Regions from separate parts of the Homo sapiens genome. Here all the other regions are linked to region 2. Evidence: chromatin contacts called from ENCODE Hi-C or POLR2A ChIA-PET data. All regions are on one chromosome and are shown on one strand. Each heading gives the region's core, a stretch centred on a gene start or an enhancer-like site at or near the end of the contact. The rest is flanking DNA. Distances are from core to core; before and after follow the strand shown.

Region 1 (4,291 bases), core at 1,554-4,053, 330 kb before region 2:
ATGAGAGAATAATCTTAATGATGAAATTTTTTTAAGGCTTAGAAAACTAATGAAGCCCTCAAATATGGTGTGAGATCTCTTTATAAGAATGCTGCAAGAGTCAGATGTGAAGCGAAGGCTGTTGTAATATGCCTTTTTTATAGAAAAACAATCATGCTATAAATAACAATAAAGCATTTTTAATTTGAAAAATTAGTTGACTGCTATTTTTATCTAGATAGATAGACCAATAGATAGATAGATAGATAGATAGATAGATAGATAGGATAGATAGGTGGGGTTTTTTGTTTTTTTTTTTTTTTTTTTTTTTTTTAGACAGAGTCTCACTCTTTTGCCCAGGCTGGAAGTGTGGTGACACGATCTCAGCTCACTGCAACCTCTGCCTCCCAGGTTCAAGCGATTCTCCTGTCTCAGCCTCCCCAGTAGCTCAGAGTACAGGCGCCTGCCACCACACCTGGCTAATTTTTGTATTTTTAATAGAGACGGGGTTTCACCATGTTGGCCAGGCTGGTCTCGAACTCCTGACCTCTAGTGACCCGCCCACCTTGGCCTCCTAAAGTGCTGGGATTACAGGCCTGAGCCATCACGCCAGGCTGTCAATAAACTTTTATGTTGACATACTTCAATAGAGTTTCAGTCAATCCCTCTTTTCCCTCCCTAATTTTTCCTATTTGAAAAGAATCCGCTCTCTCCTGTTTTGTTCAGCAAAATGTAAAACATTGATAAGATTTATACCTTTTTGAAAAAAATAGACTATGGTTGAGCCCATACATTCGATGAACATTTGTTCGTCACCTACTATGTGCTAGGCTCTGGGGAGAAACAAAAACAAATGAAACAAGAATCACCAAGACTCAAGAAGCTTACAACGAACGGCGAATAAAAAGGCTAGAAAACCACTGGCTTCGGGAATCTGTGGTAAGTGCTATTCAAAATGGGTGTCCAGGCCAGGCGCGGTGGCTCACGCCTGTAATCCCAGCACTTTGGGAGGCTGAGGCGGATGGATCATTTAAGGTTAGGGGTTTGAGACCAGCCTGGCCAACATGGTGAAACCCCACCTCTACTAAAAATAGAAAAATTAGCTGGGCGTAGTGGCGGGCGCCTGTACTCCGAGCTACTCGGGAGGCTGAGGCAGGAGAATCGCTTGAACCCAGGAGGTGGAGGGTGCAGTGAGCCGAGATTGCACCACTGCACTCCAGCCTGGGCGACAGAGCAAGACTCCGCTCAAAAACAAAACAAAACAAAAAGTGTGTCCAAAGGAAGGGCCTCTAAATCAGATTTCTCATGGGGCATTAGAAATATAGAATTTTGTTTTTGCCATATTTTTCATACAATCTTAGCTTAATAACAAAAACACAAATTAGTCACAGGCAGTCATCAGGACAAAAAAAAATCAGAAATATAAATTCTGAATAAGCTATAAACTAGATAACAAGGCCTTGAATAATTCCATTTTCTTAACTTTAAGTTGATATCTAATAAGACAGGAGTGCAACATCGAAACGCTGTCTTGTTTGAATTATAAATCTTCACTTTAAAGCGGCAGATGGAGCGCCTTATGTTCACAGAAAGCAAGCCAAGGGCTCAGAAAAGGTAACCACTCCGCCAAAGGGAAAGACACAAAACAGAAAACATGGCTCTGAACTTATATGCCCTCGAAGGGTTAACAGATGCCTGAATTTGTGAGAATTTTACAGAATTAGAATGGAACTAGTACAAAGTCCTCCAATGTGTTTTCCTTTCTGGGTCATGCAAACACGTACGTTCTACGGAAGATTTCAAGTACAACAAAAAAATCCGGGTTTCCCATCACAGAACCTAAGTCGCCGCATTTCCTCTGGTGTATAACATGTTGTTGATGCAGTTATTGTCCTTTGTTTTTTTTTTAGCTCTGTTTCCTTAAATGCCAAAACTACACACACGAAGTATGTAATACGAACACTGTGACAATGAGGAGATGCAAGTAACATTTTATTCACCTGAAGAAACTAAACCCCAACATTTTGCTTTTTGTCTACAGACACAGTTCCTGTAAACACAGAATCAAATACGGTGCGCGTAGAAAATAAAAAGATCCTCCCACACTATGGCACTTCCTTCAATGGAGGCTACTCGGGAGGCTGAGGCAGCGAATTGCTTGAACCCGGGAGGCGGGGTTGCATTGAGCTGAGATTGCGCCACTGCACTCCAGCCTGGGCGACAGAGCGAGACTCCGTATCAAAAAACAAACAAAACAACAACAACAACAACAAACAAGATGTTGTATTCTTGACATTTAGGCATTTTCTAAAATATTACATTTTTTATAAAATTTCTCTGCCATGGAAAAAAAATCCACCTTTGCCAGAGCAAAGGAAGCCAGTGAAAGAAGTAATTCATTGGGAGTATAATTATAAGCATTTAGCATTGTTTTGAACATGAGAAAAAGGCAAGCTTTCATCTAACAGATTTTCATAATCTCAAGAAATAATTCATCTGCCATTTATTTTCAGGGAAATGTGGTGCTTCTTGGAAGAAGCCCAGAGGATCCTGCTGTTAAACCAAGACCCATGCAGGAAAAAAAAATTATCCACTCCACAATAACATGGCAGGTAACACAAAGGCAGTGGTACTTCTCCAGCCGGGAGAGGCCCCCTCAAAACAGGAACTCCTGCCGGCTGACTTAATTACAGCACAGCAAGGGAATCCACTACAAAGGCAGGAGCCACTGAACAGAGAGCTGCTGAGATCCGTCCTCGGTACACGGACAGATGGTTCTGCTGCTTCTCGGCTGGTATAAGACCTTATAGAAGACTCTGAAAACTGAAACACGCCAACAAGTTTTCTGTTACCAGTATTTTTTTTTTAACTCTGTGCCCAGGCCAGGAGCGGTGGCTCACGCCTGTAATCTCAGCGCTTTGGGAGGCCGAGGCGGGCGGATCGCGAGGTCAGGGGTTTGAGCATCCTGGCCAACATGGTGAAACCCCGTCTTTACTAAAAATACAAAAATCAGCTGGGCGTGGTGGCGCTTGTCTGTAGTCCCAGCTACTTGGGAGGCTAAGGCACGAGGAATCGCTCGAACCCAGGAAGAGGAGGTTGCAGTGAGCCGAGATTGCACCACTGCGCTCCAGCCTGGCGACAGAGCGAGACTCCGTCTCAAACAAACAAATAAACAAAAAAACCCTTTGTGCCCACCGTATGCTAGCGTAAAAGTAATCTGAATTTGAAAGTCAATCAGCAAGTATTTACTGAGCGACGTGTAAGGGATAAGGAAAAGGTCTAAAGCAGCTTATCTAGTTTAGGGACATGGATTAAACTCTGATTTAATTTTAGGGCTTTTGACTTTTTCATCATCACACACAGACACACACAAACACACACACACAAAATTAGAGGAGAGGCCATGAAAGCACTGCCTTGAAAATTCTCAGACAAATTTACAGAAACAGAGTGAGTCCATGTAAGAAACCTGACCTTATACACAGGGACGATGCACTGAAACCTGTTTCACAGCAAAGGGAACTGAAAGTTTCTAAAGCAGTCACCACAGCAGCCACGTGGCTTAGAACACAAAACAGACAGCCCCCTAAATTATGAAGTCATACACACAGCTGCTAAATAACAGCACTGAGTAAACTCTATCTTGTAAAAAATGTTTAAACAAAATGAAAATTTAACTACAAACATTATTTATGGAATTAATATACATGCAAATTTTCTGCATGCAAACTCTACCTTCCTGGTCACTTTGAAGGATATAAATTAATCAAAATCACAAAATTCTTCAATCTTATGTAAGAATGTACAATAATGCCACTGAAGCAATTTAGAACTTACAATGCCCATAGCATAGAATCTATTATATATAGATATCTAATTATATCTATCTAAACACATACATATACAGATGCTCCTCAACTGATGATGAGATTATGTCCTAGTAAACCCATCATAGTTTGAAAAATATCATAAGTCAAAAATACATTTAATACGCCTAACCTATCAAATACAGCTTACTTAGCCTCACCTACCTTAAACATGCTCAAAACACTTACATTAGCCTATATTTGGGCAAAAATCACCTAACACAAAGCCTATTTAAAGTAAAGTGTTGAATAGCTCATGTAATTTGTTGACTGGTGTACTGAAAGTGAAAAACAGAATAGACGTGTGGGCACCCAAAATATGGTTTATATAAAGTCAAAAAATTATAAAGTCAAAAAATAATTATAAAGTCAAAAAATCATTAAGATGAACCATCGTTAAGTCAGGGACCATCTGCATACATATATAAATACATACACATACATAT
Region 2 (3,978 bases), core at 1,074-3,573:
GGAAAGTAGTCTAGGTAGAAATCTAGGAGGGTGAGGGAGGGAAGCAGGCCAGGGGAGGGGAAGAAGGAAAGCAAGAATGGTTTCAGGGGAAGTCTAGACTCAGCCTATTCCTACCGGGAGCCCTGAAGCATAAAGTGCAAGCAGAATCTGTCTGCCCTTAGGCAAGGGACCAGAACATTTGTACCCTACCATAGACAGTCACTGGTTAAAGCAGCACATAACTCCCATGAACTTCATGTCCAGGTGGCTCTAATCATCCAAGTCCAGTCCCCTGGGGTTGTAGGTACAAACCATTACCAGCAGCACCCACAGCTCCTGGGGGAATGGGCACCACAAAATGGTAGCAGGGATCCCCAGGGATTGAGGTGGGGACACCAACAGGTTTCTGCCACAGTGGATATGTTGATGAAAAGAGTCAAACTCTGTTAAATATTTGAAGAGATTTATTCTGAGCCAAATATGAGTGACCATGGCCCATGACACAGCCCTCAGGAGATTCTGAGAATATGCGCCCAAGGTGGTCGGGGCACAGCTTGGGTTTTTTTTTTTTTTTTTTTTTTGAGACGGAGTCTCGCTCTGTCACCCAGGCTGGAGTGCAGTGGCGTGATCTCTGCTCACTGCAAGCTCCACCTCCCAGGTTCACGCCATTCTTCTGCCTCAAGCCTCCCGAGTAGCTGGGACTACAGGTGCCTGCCACTGCGCCTGGCTAATTTTTTGTTTTAGTAGAGACGGGGTTTCACCGTGTTAGCCAGGATGGTCTCGATCTCCTGACCTCGTGATCCGCCCACTTTGGCCTCCCAAAGTGCTGGGATTACAGGCATCAGCCACTGCGCCCGGCCAGCTTGGTTTTATTCATTTTAGGGAGACATGAGTCATCAATCAAATACATTTAAGAAATACATTGGTTTGGTTCAGAAAGGCAGGACAATGCAAAGCCGGGGCTTCCACGCTATAGGTAAATTTAAATACTTTCTGGTTGACAGTTGGTTGAGTTTATCTGAAGGCCGGGGATCAATGGAAAGAAAATGTTCAGGTTAAGATAAAGGATTGTGGAGACCAAGTTTTATTGTGCAGAGGAAGCTCTCAGATAGCTGACTTCAGAGAGAGCAGGTTGTAAAATGTTTCTTATTGAACTTAGAAGGGTGCCTGGCTCTTAGCTGATTATCTCCTGGATCTGGAAAGGAAGGAAGGAAAACAAAGGGGGAAAGGGGATTCTCTACAGAATGTGGATTTTTCCCACAAGAGACTTTGCAGGGCTGTTTCAAGATATGGCAGAGAAACATGTTTTGCAGTAAAATATTTTGATTTTCTTCCTTGTTATGCCAGAGTCAGATTGGAAAGTAAGTCACAATATACAGGATTAAATAAAACCCATCTGATGAGAATTGATGATTTGTAGGGCATGACTCCCCAGACCCCTTAGATAGGAATTTGGGCAAAAAAAAAAATCAGAGCTTAGTCCTCATATATCACTATAGGATACATTCCTGGAGGTAAAATTGCTGGATGAAGTCAACACTATTAGTTGCCTATTTAAAAAATATCCCCCTCTACACATACACACACACACACACACACACACACACACCCCATTTTTTGTAATAGAACCCTGCTTTTATTTGAAATAGCCATGTGTTCAATTTAAAAACTCACTTTCCCATCCTCATTTGCACTTGTGCTGGTCATGTGACGCTGCTTTTAGCAATAAGATGAAGGTGGTGGTTTCTGAGGGTAGTGTCCTTTTCAGAATAAAAAGACAAAGCTTATTTGCCTTCTTCTTCCTTTACTTTATATTCCTCTTTCTGCCAGGAATATAAATGTGACTCTGTGGTGTCACGCGCATCCGTGTGAAGAGACCACCAAACAGGCTTTGTGTGAGCAACAAGGCTGTTTATTTCAACTGGGTGCAGGCGGGCTGAGTCCAGAAAGAGTCAGCGAAGGGAGATAGGGGTGGGGCCGTTTTATAGGATTTGTGTGGGTAGTGGAAAATTACAGTCAAAAGGGGTTTTTCTCTTGCAGGCATAGGTGGGGGTCACAAGGTGCTCAGTGGGGGAGTTTCTAAGCCAGGAGAAGGAATTTCACAAGGTTAATCGCTCAGTTAAGGTGGGGCAGCAACAAATCACAATGGTGGGATGTCATAAGTTAAGGCAGGAATGGGCCATTTTCACTTCTTCTGTGATTCTTCAGTTACTTCAGGCCATCTGGATGTATACGTGCAGGTCACAGGGGATATGATGGCTTAGCTTGGGCTCAGAGGCCTGACATGTGGGTACAGCAGCTATCTTGTGACCATGAAACGGAGGCAGGAAAATGAAGACCTGTGCACCAAAATGCAGGAAGTCAACGTCATATGTATTAAAATACACTGCGGTAAGTGTCTTCTCTTTCCCAAGTCTCGGTGCATAATTATGTCAACAAAAAGAGTCAAACTCTGTAAAATATTTGAAGAAATTTATTCTGCCAAACATGAGTGATCATGGCCCATGACACAGCCCTCAGGAGATCCTGAGAATGTGTACCCAAGGCGAATGGGGTGCAGCTTAGTTTTATACATTTTAGGGAGACATGAGACTTCAATCAAATACATTTAGGAAATACACTGGTTCAGTTCAGAAAGGCAAGACAACTGGAAGGGGGCTGCCAGGTTGCAGGTAGATTTAAAAATTTTCTGGTTGACAATTGGTTGAGTTTATCTAAAGACCTGGGATGAATAGAAAGGAAATGTCTGGGTTAAGATGAAGGATTATGGAGACCAAAGTTCTGATGTGCAGAGGAGGCCTTCAGGTAGTGGGCTTGAGAGAGAATAGGCTGTAAAATGTTTCTTATCAGACTGAATTCTGTGTTGATATTAATGCCGGAGAGGTATAACAAGGCATGTCTGACCACCCCCTTCCATCACGGCCCGAACCAGTCTTTCAGGTTAAATTTTAAAAGTGCCCTGGCCAGGAGAAAGTCCATTCAGATGGTTGGGGGGCCTTAGAATTTTATTTTTGGTTTAGAATTATTACACAACTTTACTTTCATTTATATGGTATTTTATGAATTACAAGTATGCTTTCACAGACCTTTTCCTTCCACCTCACTTTATTTTTACAGTGTCTCCCATCCACATGACAAGTATTGGTGAGAGGTGACAGCGTGCTGGCAGTCCTCAGAGCCCTCGCTTGCTCTCGGCACCTCCCCTGCCTGGGCTCCCAGTTTGGTGGCATTTGAGGATCCCTTCAGCCCCCCCACTGCACTGTGGGAGCCCCTTTCTGGGCTGGCCAAGGCCGGAGCCCACTCCCTTAGCTTGCAGGGAGGTGTGGAGGGAGAGGCACGAGCGGGAACCGGGGCTGCCTGCGGCGCTTGCGGGCCAGCTGGAGTTCCGGGTGGGCGTGGGCTTGGTGGGCCCCGCACTCGGGCAGCCAGTCAGCCCTGCTGGCCCCAGGTAATGGGGGACTTAGCACGCGGGCCAGTGGCTGCGGAGGGTGTACTGGGTCCCCCAGCAGTGCTGGCCCACCGGCGCTGCGCTCGATTTCTCGCCGGGCCTTAGCTGCCTTCCCACGGGGCAGGGCTCGGGACCTGCAGCCCGCCATGCCTGAGCCTCCCACCCCCTCTGTGGGCTCCTGTGCGGCCCGAGCCTCCCCGACGAGCACCACCCCCTGCTCCAAGGCGCCCAGTCCCATCGACCACCCAAGGGCTGAGGAATGCGAGCAAACGGCGCAGGACTGGCAGGCAGCTCCACCTGCAGCCACGGTGCGGGATCCACTAGGTGAAGCCAGCTGGGCTCCTGAGTCTGGTGAGGACGTGGAGAGTCTTTATATCTAGCTCAGGGATTGTAAATACACCAATCAGCACCCTGTGTTTAGCTCAAGGTTTGTGAGTGCACCAGTCGACACTCTGTATCTAGCTGCTCTGGTGAGGACGTGGAGAGTCTTTATATCTAGCTCAGGGATTGTAAATGCACCAATCAGCACCCTGTGTTTAGCTCAAGGTTTG
Region 3 (4,133 bases), core at 253-2,752, 470 kb before region 2:
AAAATATAGACGGTGACTAAAAAAAGTCTCACTCCCATCTTGTTCCACATCAGTCTACTTCCCATCCTCACTCCCAAACCACTGTTCCTAGTATCTTATCTATCCCGCCAGGGTTCCTTTATACCTTACTTATTTTCAAACTTTATTTATAGAGCCAGCTTATGCCTACATGAAAACCAACATAGTTAGCATAATTTTATAATGAACGAATCACTACAAAGGTATTTTATTTATACGTGTAATTTACAACTTGATTTGCAAATCAAGGGATTAAAAGTTAATCCCTCAGGGGACTGAAATATGAGTGTGTGTATATATCATATATCTAATGATAAACATATAGATCACTAGAATGTGTATCTCATATGGCGATCTTCAATTACAAGCATGAATTTATTTTTAATAAGCACTTACACAATGTTTACAATGTGCCAAGACTATTACAAGCACATTGTTTTAGAAATATAAAACTCTTTTAACCTTTTAGCCTACATAGCAATCCTGTGAGTTGGACACCATTATTAGTCCCATTTTACAGCTTGGCCAACTGAGGCAAGGGAGGTTATGTAATAATTTGCCAAAAGTTTTAGAATAAAATAAGTGGTATCAGGAGTCAAACTCAGACTGTCTAGTTCTAGAACATATGTTCTTAACCACTATGCTTTGCTACTTCTAAAAATGCCTTATTAACGTGATTTGTTGTTGGAATGGGGTGGCTAATGCTAATCAGATTATTGTTATCTCTGTCTTTAGGTCATAGTTTCCCTTTCTGTGTAAAATAACAAATTAATATAAATATAAATATAAACGCCTCAGTAAAGTGGCCTCAGATTATGATTTAGTGGATACTATTTCTGAAAAATATATTGCTTTATTATTTTCAAGATGACTTCCTACAAATTCTTCAGAACTGATTCTGGAGCTAATGGTAGCAATAGCTGCTCACATTTTGAATATTCATTGCCTTTTAAATAACTTTCATAAGTAGAAAACCTGGTTACTGAAACAGAGCAATATCTGTGACCCTGACTATCAAAATGTGTTTCCAGAATCTTTCCTGTTCTGTATTCCATGACTGTGAGTACAATAGGGTAACTAATATAGAATTTCAGTTCTGATGTTCTTATTAAAGTTACAGACTTCGAGGTATTGATCTGTCTTAAGTTGGCTGCCACGCTGATTTTCTACAATCATATTAGAAGTCTAGAAAACTCAAAGATGTGTTTTTAAGTAACTATATGTTAAATGTGATCAATTTTTTTCTACCTCTTACAATCTACATTAAAGTGTCGAAAAGAACTCTTCTTACCAAGGTCCCCCACGAAACCCTGCCTTCAAGCCTAAAAGAGCCTGAAGGCTGAAGAACTGGACTGCTGGTCCCGGATAAAGCCTGCCCTTTCTCAGCTGATTCTCTCTGAATAATGCCCACCTGCACACTGGGGGAAGAGGGTGGAGCCAAGAGAAGTTTACGCTTGTTCAGCGGGGAGGAGCCTGGCCTCTTCAGTTCCTGTGTGGTGGCCTGGTGTTCAGTCTGTGAGGTGGAGGGCCTGTTGGCAAGACTCCCTCTCGCTTTGCTGAGAGTTCTTTTTCCTTTTTCCTTTTCACCCAATAAATTCTGCCCCTCACCCTTCTATGTGTCCCTGAGCCTAATCTTTTCCGGTTGTGTGACAAGAACCCGGTTTTAGCTGAACTAAGGAGAAAGTTCTGCAACAATGATAAGGATGAAATGGACTAGCTAGTGATTTCTACTATGTTATTTAAAGTCTGAAACTGCCTTGAGGCACCCTCTACTAGCTGATCATTATTACTGAAATTTAGACACCGCTTGGTACGTGGTTTAATCATCCAGTTTCAGCAATGTGACGGGGGTATAATGGCTTTTCTGTACACTTGTATCTTGGCTTCCCTGAAAACAGATATCATGCATGCATCTTGGTGGTTCACACCCAAACACAGAGCACATCCAGTGAGCCTGAGGAAAGGCGCTGCTTGCAGGAGTCTCAGCCCCCTCTGTGTCTGCTGGTACTTGCTTTCTCCCGCTGTACCTTATCCTCCAGTTTATACTCTACCAGTATACCCTTTGGAATCTTGTGAGTCTTTTCAATGATCTGACTCTGTGTCACTACTCCAATTTCAGTAAAAGCAAACAAAAACAGAAATCGAGGCTATGAGAGTAGAGTGCAATAATGATGAATTCTGGCAGCCACCCAGGAAGACACCATTGAAAAGACAAGGTCCTGCCTCCCTTACGTCTTGCACACTCATGATGCTGAGCCTGTCAGTGACCAAAAATCAGACTACACAAGTCAGCCAAAAGTGAAACAGAGGTGTCAAGCATATGAACTGCATCTGAAAGTTTTTGCCTTCCTAAGAATATTCTTAGGCCTCTTCTTCACACACTCCAGAGCAATGAGAAACATTTGGAATTGAATTTTCCTATAAACTATATCTTTGCAGATAGACTTTTAAAACCAAATAAAGTCCTGTGGGTTTTTCTTTTCTTTCTTTTATACGAACATAACAACTGCTTCACTGTCATTACTTATTTTCCAATCTAAACCCTCCACAAGAGTCTAGAACACCATGTGACTCAAAATAAACTTTTCAATCAATTACAAGGCCATTGAAATGGAAAATCTTGATTTTTAAAAATGTTTTAATATGTTTCCTTAACCACATTGTGGCAGGCCAGGTCTCACTAGTAGCTGAGATTACAGGTGCACGTCACCACGCCCAGCTAACTTTTTGGTATTTTTAGTAGAGACAGGGTTTCACCATGTTGGCCAGACTGGAATAAACAAGTTTTATTGTCAGTCTGAAGAAATTCCCCAGGCCTCCACACACAAGTTTATTGGAGGTCTGAAGGAACTCCCCAAACCTCTGTGATTTAGCAGGAGACAAGATAAGGGTAATCACCCTAGCACCTGGACCCATTTAGATTAAGTAAATTTACTGAGGCTCCAGAGAAAGGTCTTCAGGACTCAGATCTTAGTTATAGATTAAAAGAAGTTAATCACTTATGTCTTTAGATGAATGCACACTTATATGTAGACATACAGCTTGGAAGGTTTATAAGCTCTGGAAAACTTTGTAATTTTGAGTTGGTGTGGTGACAATTTCTAGGCCTTCTCCCTGTAACCAAATGCAAAAATAAAACCTCTCTTCCCCAGTTTGTCTGCATCTCATTATTGGGCCAGGAGAAGTAGCAGCCTGACCCTCAGTTTTGTCCAGGAGCAACATGTATATGATTTATACATTGAAAAGAAATTTCTCAGTCATAAAAGAAATAGTGAAAGAACATTATGATTTAACAATATATAACTAATATGTAATATTAGTGGTTGGGAATTAAATATGGCATAAGTAGTTAAATAAAAAGTAACTTGTAGTACATGTTTTACTACAATAATGGGTAAACTGAGGCCCAGAGAGATTAAGGAAACAGGTAGATCATAGAGCTAAGAAATGAGAGATGTAGGTTTTGACCCAGGAACCCTTAAGTATGAGCTCCTTTCACTAAGACACCTTGACATTGTCTCTTGGCTTCAGGCAGTAAGTAAAAGAAAAACAGATGGAAAGGAAACAATAAAATATGCAAAGAGAAAATGAAGAATTCTCTGAAAATTATCAACTTTAAATCGAGATCCAGGCAATAGGATTAAAATACTGAGCACAAAGTTTGAGGAGGGTCACCCAGGAGGACTCCAAAAAGATGGGGTTAGTGCTCTGAAGCAGCGAGGTTTGAGGATTGTTTATACAGGCACGGTATGGGGAAGCTTAACAGGATGACAGCATTTTCCACACAAGGTTAGTGCACAGTCGCAGCAATCTGACTGGTTTTAGGCAGTGATTCCTTGGGGGAAGGGAGTATTTAACATTCCACATTAAGGATGTAATAATCAAGGGATCTTTTATCTCAAGTGCTATCTGGTCTGGGCCAGGAACAATAAAATAGGAAGGAAGTTAATCTATAACAAAAGGTCAGTAATTAAGGTCATGGTCTGTCACTCCCCACTCAGTCTCCCAGTCAACCTTCTTCAGGGCCTAACATCTTTCAGAAGCCCCAAATAGACGAACTGTGCATTTTCTTTCACAAAATCAAAGAGATAAGCGCCTCATTTTGGGGGCCTCCA

The links. Hi-C counts contacts between places; a loop is a spot of excess contacts on that map. ChIA-PET counts read pairs that join two places held with the same protein, here RNA polymerase II (POLR2A). Pooled maps may share reads with other maps.
Region 1: a map with no recorded cell type shows a loop between it and region 2 (9-fold over the local background). The contact joins two enhancer-like sites. A Hi-C loop is called at or near these places in 19 of 37 single-sample maps with no recorded cell type and 12 of 50 pooled maps.
Region 3: a loop to region 2 is called in a map with no recorded cell type, with 4 times the contacts of the local background. The contact joins two enhancer-like sites. A Hi-C loop is called at or near these places in 7 of 37 single-sample maps with no recorded cell type and 3 of 50 pooled maps. POLR2A ChIA-PET finds 5 or more read pairs at or near these places in 2 of 52 experiments (WTC11 and activated B cell).

The regions. Positions count from the first base shown.
Region 1 is chr12:32,138,428-32,142,718 of GRCh38, reverse strand. The region is part of intron 1 of BICD1 (BICD cargo adaptor 1); the gene reads right to left. Among named protein-coding and RNA genes, the nearest start is that of BICD1-AS1, 33 kb to the right of the region's middle. RefSeq lists an enhancer at 2,724-2,773. Within about 2 kb of position 2,803, at least 11 of the 41 ENCODE cell types and tissues checked have a DNase peak (open chromatin) inside an H3K27ac peak, as active enhancers do.
Region 2 is chr12:31,805,501-31,809,478 of GRCh38, reverse strand. No RefSeq gene overlaps it. Among named protein-coding and RNA genes, the nearest start is that of H3-5, 15 kb to the right of the region's middle. Within about 2 kb of position 2,323, at least 5 of the 41 ENCODE cell types and tissues checked have a DNase peak (open chromatin) inside an H3K27ac peak, as active enhancers do.
Region 3 is chr12:32,271,285-32,275,417 of GRCh38, reverse strand. The region is part of intron 2 of BICD1 (BICD cargo adaptor 1); the gene reads right to left. Among named protein-coding and RNA genes, the nearest start is that of FGD4, 130 kb to the left of the region's middle. RefSeq lists a silencer at 3,756-3,956. Within about 2 kb of position 1,502, at least 10 of the 41 ENCODE cell types and tissues checked have a DNase peak (open chromatin) inside an H3K27ac peak, as active enhancers do.